2 separate regions of the Homo sapiens genome follow, and region 1 is linked to region 2. The links are chromatin contacts, found by Hi-C or POLR2A ChIA-PET in ENCODE. All regions are on one chromosome and are shown on one strand. The core of a region is the stretch at or near the end of the contact, and the rest is flanking DNA. Distances in the headings are between cores, read along the strand shown.

Region 1 (3,978 bases), core at 772-3,271, 110 kb before region 2:
GCGAAAGTTCTAATAGTGGCTGAGCTTTTGGCTAATCCCTTGGTCAATTTCTCTGGCACACAATTTAAAAATATGGATTTTGGGCATTTTCATTTAAAAAATATGGATTCTGTGCACTTCAAAGAGTTGTGAGGATCAGATAAAATAATGTGGATAACAAGTCTTGTCCAGTGCTTGGTACATAGGCCTTTAATAAATGTTACCTTGGAATATATGTCCTAATAATACATGCCTGCTCATTTTAGTATCTGTCTTACACACACATGCACACACACACACACACACACACACACACACACACACCTCATCTGTGTCTCATCATTTCCTTTTTCTCAGGTTTGACAACCTATATTAGTTTTCTACTTATATTTTTTCTCTAAGCTTCCTTGTATATTTACCCTTTGCCCTAGCTAGTATATAACCAAAACCAAAGATAAGTCAAGCATATGATAAAGGTGTGAAAAACACCAAAGAAGCAATAACTTAAACAAATCCTTAGCTAATTTTAATGAGTACCTGGCTTGTTATTTAGAGCACATAAAAGCAGAAATAGATTATCTACTCAATTCTGACAATGCTAATTCACCCACCATCCTTGATACCCCTTGAGGAGAATTAACATGTGATTATTTGTGTTAACTTCTTTCACACTAAGTCTTTCAAATCCAAAAATGACTCTGCTTCTATTCACTTAGCCCAGTTGTATAAATTAAACACACTGTAACTTTAAAGATAATAAATATATGTTTAGGATCATCCATAGACCAGAGAGAATATTTTAAAATACAAAGAAGAGAACTAAAAACTTGAGTAACTGTGTTTTCAAAAATTAAAAGAATGAGATAGATATATATGTTTTTGCCTTACCAGATTGCCAAAGAATTAAAAGGAAAAAAAAGATGACATTCAATGTCACCAAAAGTGTGGGAAAATTGGCACTTTTATACACCACTAGTGGGAATCTGAATTAGTACCATCTCTCTGGAGGGCAATTTGACAGTAGAAAAACTCTTTGGCTCAGAAATTAGTCCTGTCAAATTGCTTGTACATTTGCACGAAGATAAATGTATAAGTAAGTTTATTGCAATAATTTTTGTAATAGCAAGAAAAAGGGAGCAACCTAAATATATACTAGTAGACAATTGATTTTAAAAAATGATAGCACATCTATACTGTGTGCACAAGGCTACTAATAGTATGTGAATATCTATGGTGATTGATATGAGAAGATGCTGATAGTTATAGTCAATTGAAAATATTATCTTACATTTCCATTTTTCTTCATGCCTAAACATATCTGCTAAAGAGAAAGGTAAAATGAGCTCAGAAGTTTATGCTCTGAAATATTAATACTGGTTATCTTTGAGTATGAGATTATTTGTGATTTATTTTCTTCTTCATACTTCTTTATACATTTGTAATTATCATATATTACATTTATAATTGGAAAAAATCAGATTTATTTAAAAATCAGGGTACATAAAGAAAATATTTTGCCGGCTCACAGCTCTGCTCTGGTGAGGCCGGGGCTGATCAGACTCTAGGGGTGGTCTCCCTGCCTCCAGCCTCTTCTTCCTTAGATTGAGTGTGCTAGAGGCAGATCTAATTGCTGTCTCTTGTTCTCTCCAAGTCCTTTTACCGCAGTGTTGGCACAGGTCTTTCCCAGTGCTTATCTTTGCCTCCTCTCCTTCCACTACCTTGCTAGTTTACTATTTAACCATGTAGAACAATTTCTTCTTTCTTGAAAGCACTCTTTGCTTTGCCTGAATGTCCCCTTCTGAAATATGATCTCTTCTGTCTCATTGGCCTGGTAAACTCATCCTTTGCATCTTGGCTATAGTTGAATGCAAACAACACTGGACCTGGGCACAGGCTCTATTAGCTAAAGTAATATGCAGATAAAGCTATCTCAGTGGCTTAATACACATTTCTTACTGCTTTCCCAGTCTAATACAAGTGTTCCTGCTTGAGTGGCTCTCTTCCAAGAGATGATTCAGCGGCCCAGGCTGCTTCTGTCTTGTGGTTCTGCTGTTGTCAACATGTTACCCAAAAGATTACCCTAGGAGTACCTCCTCTGGCCAAATGGAAGGAGAAAAGAAAGCAGAGGATCATGTTAGCCAGTTTTTATGAGGAAGTTTTAAAGGGCAATGCCCAAATTCCACTGGCCAGAACCTAATCACATGGCCACACCCAACTGCAAAGGAGTCTGGAAAATGCAGTCGGTCTGTGTGCACTGGAGGAAGAGGAAGTAAGTTTTGGTGAGCATTTAGTAATCTACGCCTGTAAGGTGGAAGCTCAAATCTTAGCTCCATCTCTACCTATATGATGACTTAAGGAAATTAATTTATTTGAGCCTTAGTTTTCTTATTTATAAAATGAAGATAATAAGACCTACCTATTTTAAAGGGTTGGTATGAGGGATTAAATTTTGAGCTAATATATATGAAATAGCTTCATAAATTATGAAATGTTATGCAAATGCAAGGGGAAGCTTTCATCAACATACAGCTCACTGTTTTGCAATTTAAAAAAATGTACCTGAATACCAAGAGTTGGCAAACTACGCCCTGTGGGCCAAATTCAGTCAGTTGCCTGATTTTGTATATAAAGCAGACTACAACCCAAACATAGCCATATTTAATAGTGTACATATTTTCTAACGCTGCTTTTGCTCTGCATGCAAAAGTGATTGCCACAGAGGCTGTATGGACCACACAGCCTAAAACATTTACTATCTGGCTTTATACAAAAAATGTTTGCCAGCATTTAGACTAGACTGTGAGTGTCTGAGATCTTATTCTTTTATTGTTTATTATAGAACCTGAGTTACAGCAGGTGCTCAGGGAGTCTTGACCGAAGGGTTGAAATCTCTTTTTAGAGCCCTATAGTTCAGACATTATGCAGCTGGAAGGTAATTTCAGTAGGAAAGATGCTTTTCCACTAGGGTGGATGAGCACCATAGGTTTCTTTACACTTGTGGAATAGCGAACTAGCCAAGATAATCAGGCACCCTGAGTTCAGTCCCAGCTGAATCCCCTCTACTATGCTGCCTTTGCCAGTTTCTTTTCTGAACATAAACACATGGTCCTTTCTTGTCTTTATAATTGGTACTGTCATCAGACTGTTTATGATGCATCACTATTCAACTCATCGGTTAGCAAATATTAACTGAATGATTATAGCAGGGAGTAAAAGGCAGAGTAAAAGACAGTTGGCTGAGGAATGCTTTGGTATCACAAGTGCACTGTCTCATTAATGTTTGCTTCTGCTTGTTGCATAGCCTGAATTTTGCTATAATAGTTTGAAGACATAATAGCCTAAACAATAGTGGTGCAAACTTGATAGTAATGCTTTTCCTCTAATGATTGGCAAATTAAGAGTTTATATCAGCCAATCAGTACAAATTCAGCATTTAGCATGTAGAGATATTAAGCTAAATGTTGGAGGGGAAGTTCATGGAGCTAATGTTTATTGACTGCTTAGTAGCTGTTATGCATCTTGCATTATACTGTGTGCAAAGGATAGCTGGGTAAATAAGCCATAGCCCCTGCGTGAGGCACACACAACTAAGTGGGAGAAGATACAAAAGGAATGGGTAAATGTTTCCTACTTTTGAGAGACAGGGAAGGTTTTGCTGGGAGATAATATTTTTATAGACATTAATATCTGGAGCAGAAGTCTCTACAGCTAGAATAATGTGGAGCTTGAATACTTTGACTGGCTTATGGAAAGTGGGAGAAAGGAGCAAAAGCGGAAAGAGAGCAAAAGGTTTCAGCAGTTAGTTAGTGATAGAATTAGGTCAGGATTTGCTTCTCCATGCATATTCTTAGTTACCCAAATCTAACCAAAGGCAGTTGTCTAAATTGATTAAATCACAGGTTACAAAAGAGATATACATAGATTTTTGTAGATTGCTCTTTTGTCTTTATATTTTAAATAGTAAGATTTTAAGAGGATGTAGAAAACACAAGATATGAA
Region 2 (3,859 bases), core at 1,251-3,750:
TTGGGGTTCCATAGTGTGTAACCTGATTGAAAAATGGGCCCCGGCTCTTTTATGAGCAGGGGAATTGGACAGAGGATTTCTACCTTGCCAACATTCCCATTTACAGCATTAGCACTTACAGGAAACTTCACTGCCATTTGAACCTGGCCACGAATGCCACATATTAAGATGCCAGTACCATTTGGGAATGTTGTTATCTTCATCTCACAGACAAGTGATGGAATTAGATATAAAAATTGAACATTAGGAGAACCTCCTATCCTCAGTTATGAATATTCTGCCTATGTTGTAAATACTAGCCAAAGAGTGCCTTCTTTCATGACTCGTGTAGTTTTAATTTTTGATGTAGACACCATAAGCAAGTCGGGCAAGGTATTGCTTTGTCGCCTTTGCATTCTTTTGGAAAAGCTATTAGTTCCTTTATGAAGAATCCTGTTATGCTCTTTCTTCTCCAAGAAGGGACCACAAAACAGGGTAAAAATTGTTAAAATTATATATTATTTGAAACACCTGTTAAGTTTTTTCCATAATTATTTCCAGAGACAAATTAAAGACTGTCAAGTACATGGAAAAATATGGATGACGCTTCTCTTGTGAGAAGATGTTGTTGATACATATGACCTCATTTGCAGGCCCCAAGGAATAGTAGACACTCTCTGATAGTATCTCAGAACCTTTGGTTTTCTTAACAGCATTTTATCCTTAAACATTGTTTTTAGCATTCCTGTGGTATCAACTGTGAATGTTTTTTCTTCTTTTATTTTTTCTATTTTTTTCCCATAGGGATATTTGAACAGCCAGTGTTTAGTGGATTAATATAGATAGCTGTATTAGTCGGGGTTCTGCAGAGAAACAGAACCAATAAGATATGTAGAGAAAGCAAGAGATTGAGATTCGTTGTCTGATTTTTAAGGAATTGACTCTCATGCTTGTGGGTGTTGGCAAATCTGAAATCTGTAGAGCTGGCCAGCAGGCTGGAATTCAGGCAGTTTCTGTGTTGCAGTGTTGAGAATTTATCCTTGAAGGGTAACCTCAGTCTTTGCTCTTAAGGCTCTCAGCTGACTGGGCGAGGCCCACTCACATTGTGGAGCATAATCGGCTTTACCCAAAGCCTACTGATTTAAATGTTAATCCTATTTTTAAAATATCTTCACAGAACATATAGACTGGTGTTTGACCAAATAACTGAACATCATAGCCAAGCCTCATTGACATGAAAAATTAACCATTACAATCACATTGTAATTATGGTGAGCATTTTGAATATTTTAAAAGAAAAACAGAGATATCTCCTGGGGTAATACACAAAACACACATATAGGGGAAGGTGCTACTAAAATAGAGAACATATGTGGTTCACAACTGTGTGGTCCTAATTAAAGGCAGAGTTTCTTTTATTTTGAGACGGAGTTTCACTCTTGTTGCCCAGGCTGGAGTTGCAATGTCACGAGCTCGACTCACTGCATCCTCCACCTCCCGGGTTCAAGCGATTCTCCTGCCTCAGCCTCCTGAGTAGCTGGGATTACAGGCATCCGCCACCACACACAGCTAATTTTTGTATTTTTAGCGGAGAAGGGGTTTCACCATGTTGGCCAGGCCGGTCTCGAACTCTAAAGGCAGACTTTCAATCAGCATTCCATTATGCAAATTCAGCTTGCAGAAATGTTTATGTTTGACCCATATTGTAGTTTTAAAAATGGATTAATTGCCAGTATTTAAAAATTGGGAAAATTCACAGCAATAAAATCTAGACATTTTAGTTTCCTCAGAAGTTCTGGCAACCAAGGTTCTCATTCCTACTTAGTAATGATTAACAGTAAGTAGTTATCTCATTCAGGCACACATTTCCCATTGAGCCGCTGCACTTATTTATATTAACTGCTAGGCTTTTGGTGGTGTTTGAGATGATGACCTCTTGCCATAAGGAAAAGAGAGATCCTGTGGGCTAGCGAGGTTCTGTGGGGGATCCTAGTTTTGCCTTGATTAGGATTTAGGTAAGCAAAATGAGAAGGGGATATGTCAGTTGACTTTAAAGAAAGAAGAAAAGACACATGGAGGTGGGAATGTGTGTGAGAAAATTTGCCTAACCAGAAGAACAAGCCTGTGAGCTTGGGTGTAGGAGAAAGTAAGATTGAATTGTCAGACAGGAGCTAGCATGGTAATTAAGGCAACATTGTCCTTTTAACAATAAAACTTCAAATTTCCTGTGCCTTAAAACAACTGAAGTTTATTTCTTGATTATGTCAAGTTCAAAATAGGTGTTCCTAGTGGGTGAATCTCTCAAGCAGTTTTGTCTTTTTCCATCTTGTGGCTGTGCCATCTTCACCACTTCTAAAGTCACAGCAGAAGAGGAAAGAAGACGAATGATTATGTAAGGCAGCAGGTTTCTGTCAACCATACCTGGAAGTGGTGCACATACTTTCTGCCCACATTTCACTGGCCACATCCTCCTGCAAAGGAAGGCTAGGAAATAGAGTCCAGCTGTGTTCCCTCGATAAAAGAAGAAACAGGGTTAGTGAATGATTAGCCAGGCTCTAGCACAAGAGACAGGGGCGTTGGAGGTAAGCACGCAAGAGCTATTGTATGAGGTAAGATATTTATTAATCCATTTAGCATATATTTACAGACTACTTACTTCTCTGTGTTGGATGCTGTGCTATGCACCAAGTAGGCTTTTGAGCAAAGGAGCAATGAGGTGAAAGTAGTGTTTTGAGGAATTAGCCTGGGGGCAAAATATAAAAACAAGAGAAAGCAAATTCTTAGTCAGAGGGGCATGGTGAAAAACCTACTGTCTTTCTCCAGCTGAGAGCTAATGAGATTGTGTGGGTAGAGAGCAATATTAATAGTATCAATAACAATCATAGTTACTATATGCCATGCAGTGTTACAAGCTACTTTACATATATTTAACTGTCACTCAAATTTATGATGTAAGTGCTATTACTCTCCTTTTCTAGATGGGGAAAACAAGTCTTCAAATGATTAAGTTATTTGCCCAAATTCACATAAATCTTGGCAGCGCTCGAGGATTTGAACTTAGGAAGTTGATGTTATTTTATAACTACTGTAGTATTAATGAAATGAAAATCAATCTAATGAAAACATTGTGAGCCTAAGTGAACAATAATGAAAACTATATTATTGATTTGGGAAGGACACTGTGACTTTCTAAAAGACCTTCATAACCTGAAGAAGAAGAAGAAGAAGAAGTGAAATTGGGTAAATGACCTTTCAAGAAATCTCCCTATCCTTGGGCACACTTGACTGGATTTAGATAAGTTCTAATGAGTTTTTGGTGAATTCTGAGCTGTTTAAGAATATGACATCTTTTTAACCACACTCAAAACCAAATCATTGTGTCTTGAGGAAAAGCAATTCTTTAATTCCTTGTTCTGATAAATATGCCAGAACACCGATTTCTGTGTCTGTGTCACGTCTTTGTCAGGATTGAAATGGGTATAATTTCAGATAATGGACTTAATATGTGTCTGGTATTTCCAGAAATATTAATAAACACCAGAGACTTTGGGTTGTTGATATAAAGTTCTGTTTTTGGCAGTTGACTGTTGGGATGGCCCAGATGGAGAGCCAGTAGTACATCATGGTTACACTCTCACTTCAAAAATTCTCTTCAGAGATGTTGTGGAGACCATCAACAAGCATGCCTTTGTGAAGAATGAGTAAGTAAAGCAGCACCTGTGAGCTAAGCGGTAGCCTCCCGCATGGAGCATTGCCTGATGTAACGTAGCTACAAAACCACATCCTCTTCCTTGGACTCTACACTGCCCTCTTTGCTAGACTAGTTTTCTCCCTCCTTCTCAGCAAAACATTGTGAACAAATAATGTGGCCTTCCCGTTT

The links. Hi-C counts contacts between places; a loop is a spot of excess contacts on that map. ChIA-PET counts read pairs that join two places held with the same protein, here RNA polymerase II (POLR2A). Pooled maps may share reads with other maps.
Region 1: a map of Calu3 shows a loop between it and region 2 (4-fold over the local background). The contact joins two enhancer-like sites. A Hi-C loop is called at or near these places in 1 of 168 maps with a recorded cell type or tissue (Calu3) and 4 of 50 pooled maps. POLR2A ChIA-PET finds 5 or more read pairs at or near these places in 4 of 52 experiments (Caco-2, PC-9, activated T-cell and 1 more).

Annotation. Positions count from the first base shown.
Region 1 is chr3:155,663,219-155,667,196 of GRCh38, reverse strand. The region is part of intron 2 of PLCH1 (phospholipase C eta 1); the gene reads left to right. Among named protein-coding and RNA genes, the nearest start is that of PLCH1, 80 kb to the left of the region's middle. Within about 2 kb of position 2,021, at least 10 of the 41 ENCODE cell types and tissues checked have a DNase peak (open chromatin) inside an H3K27ac peak, as active enhancers do.
Region 2 is chr3:155,553,897-155,557,755 of GRCh38, reverse strand. It overlaps PLCH1 (phospholipase C eta 1), which reads left to right. Exons shown (of 23, transcript NM_014996.4): 9 at 3,560-3,680. Among named protein-coding and RNA genes, the nearest start is that of PLCH1-AS2, 70 kb to the right of the region's middle. Within about 2 kb of position 2,500, at least 3 of the 41 ENCODE cell types and tissues checked have a DNase peak (open chromatin) inside an H3K27ac peak, as active enhancers do.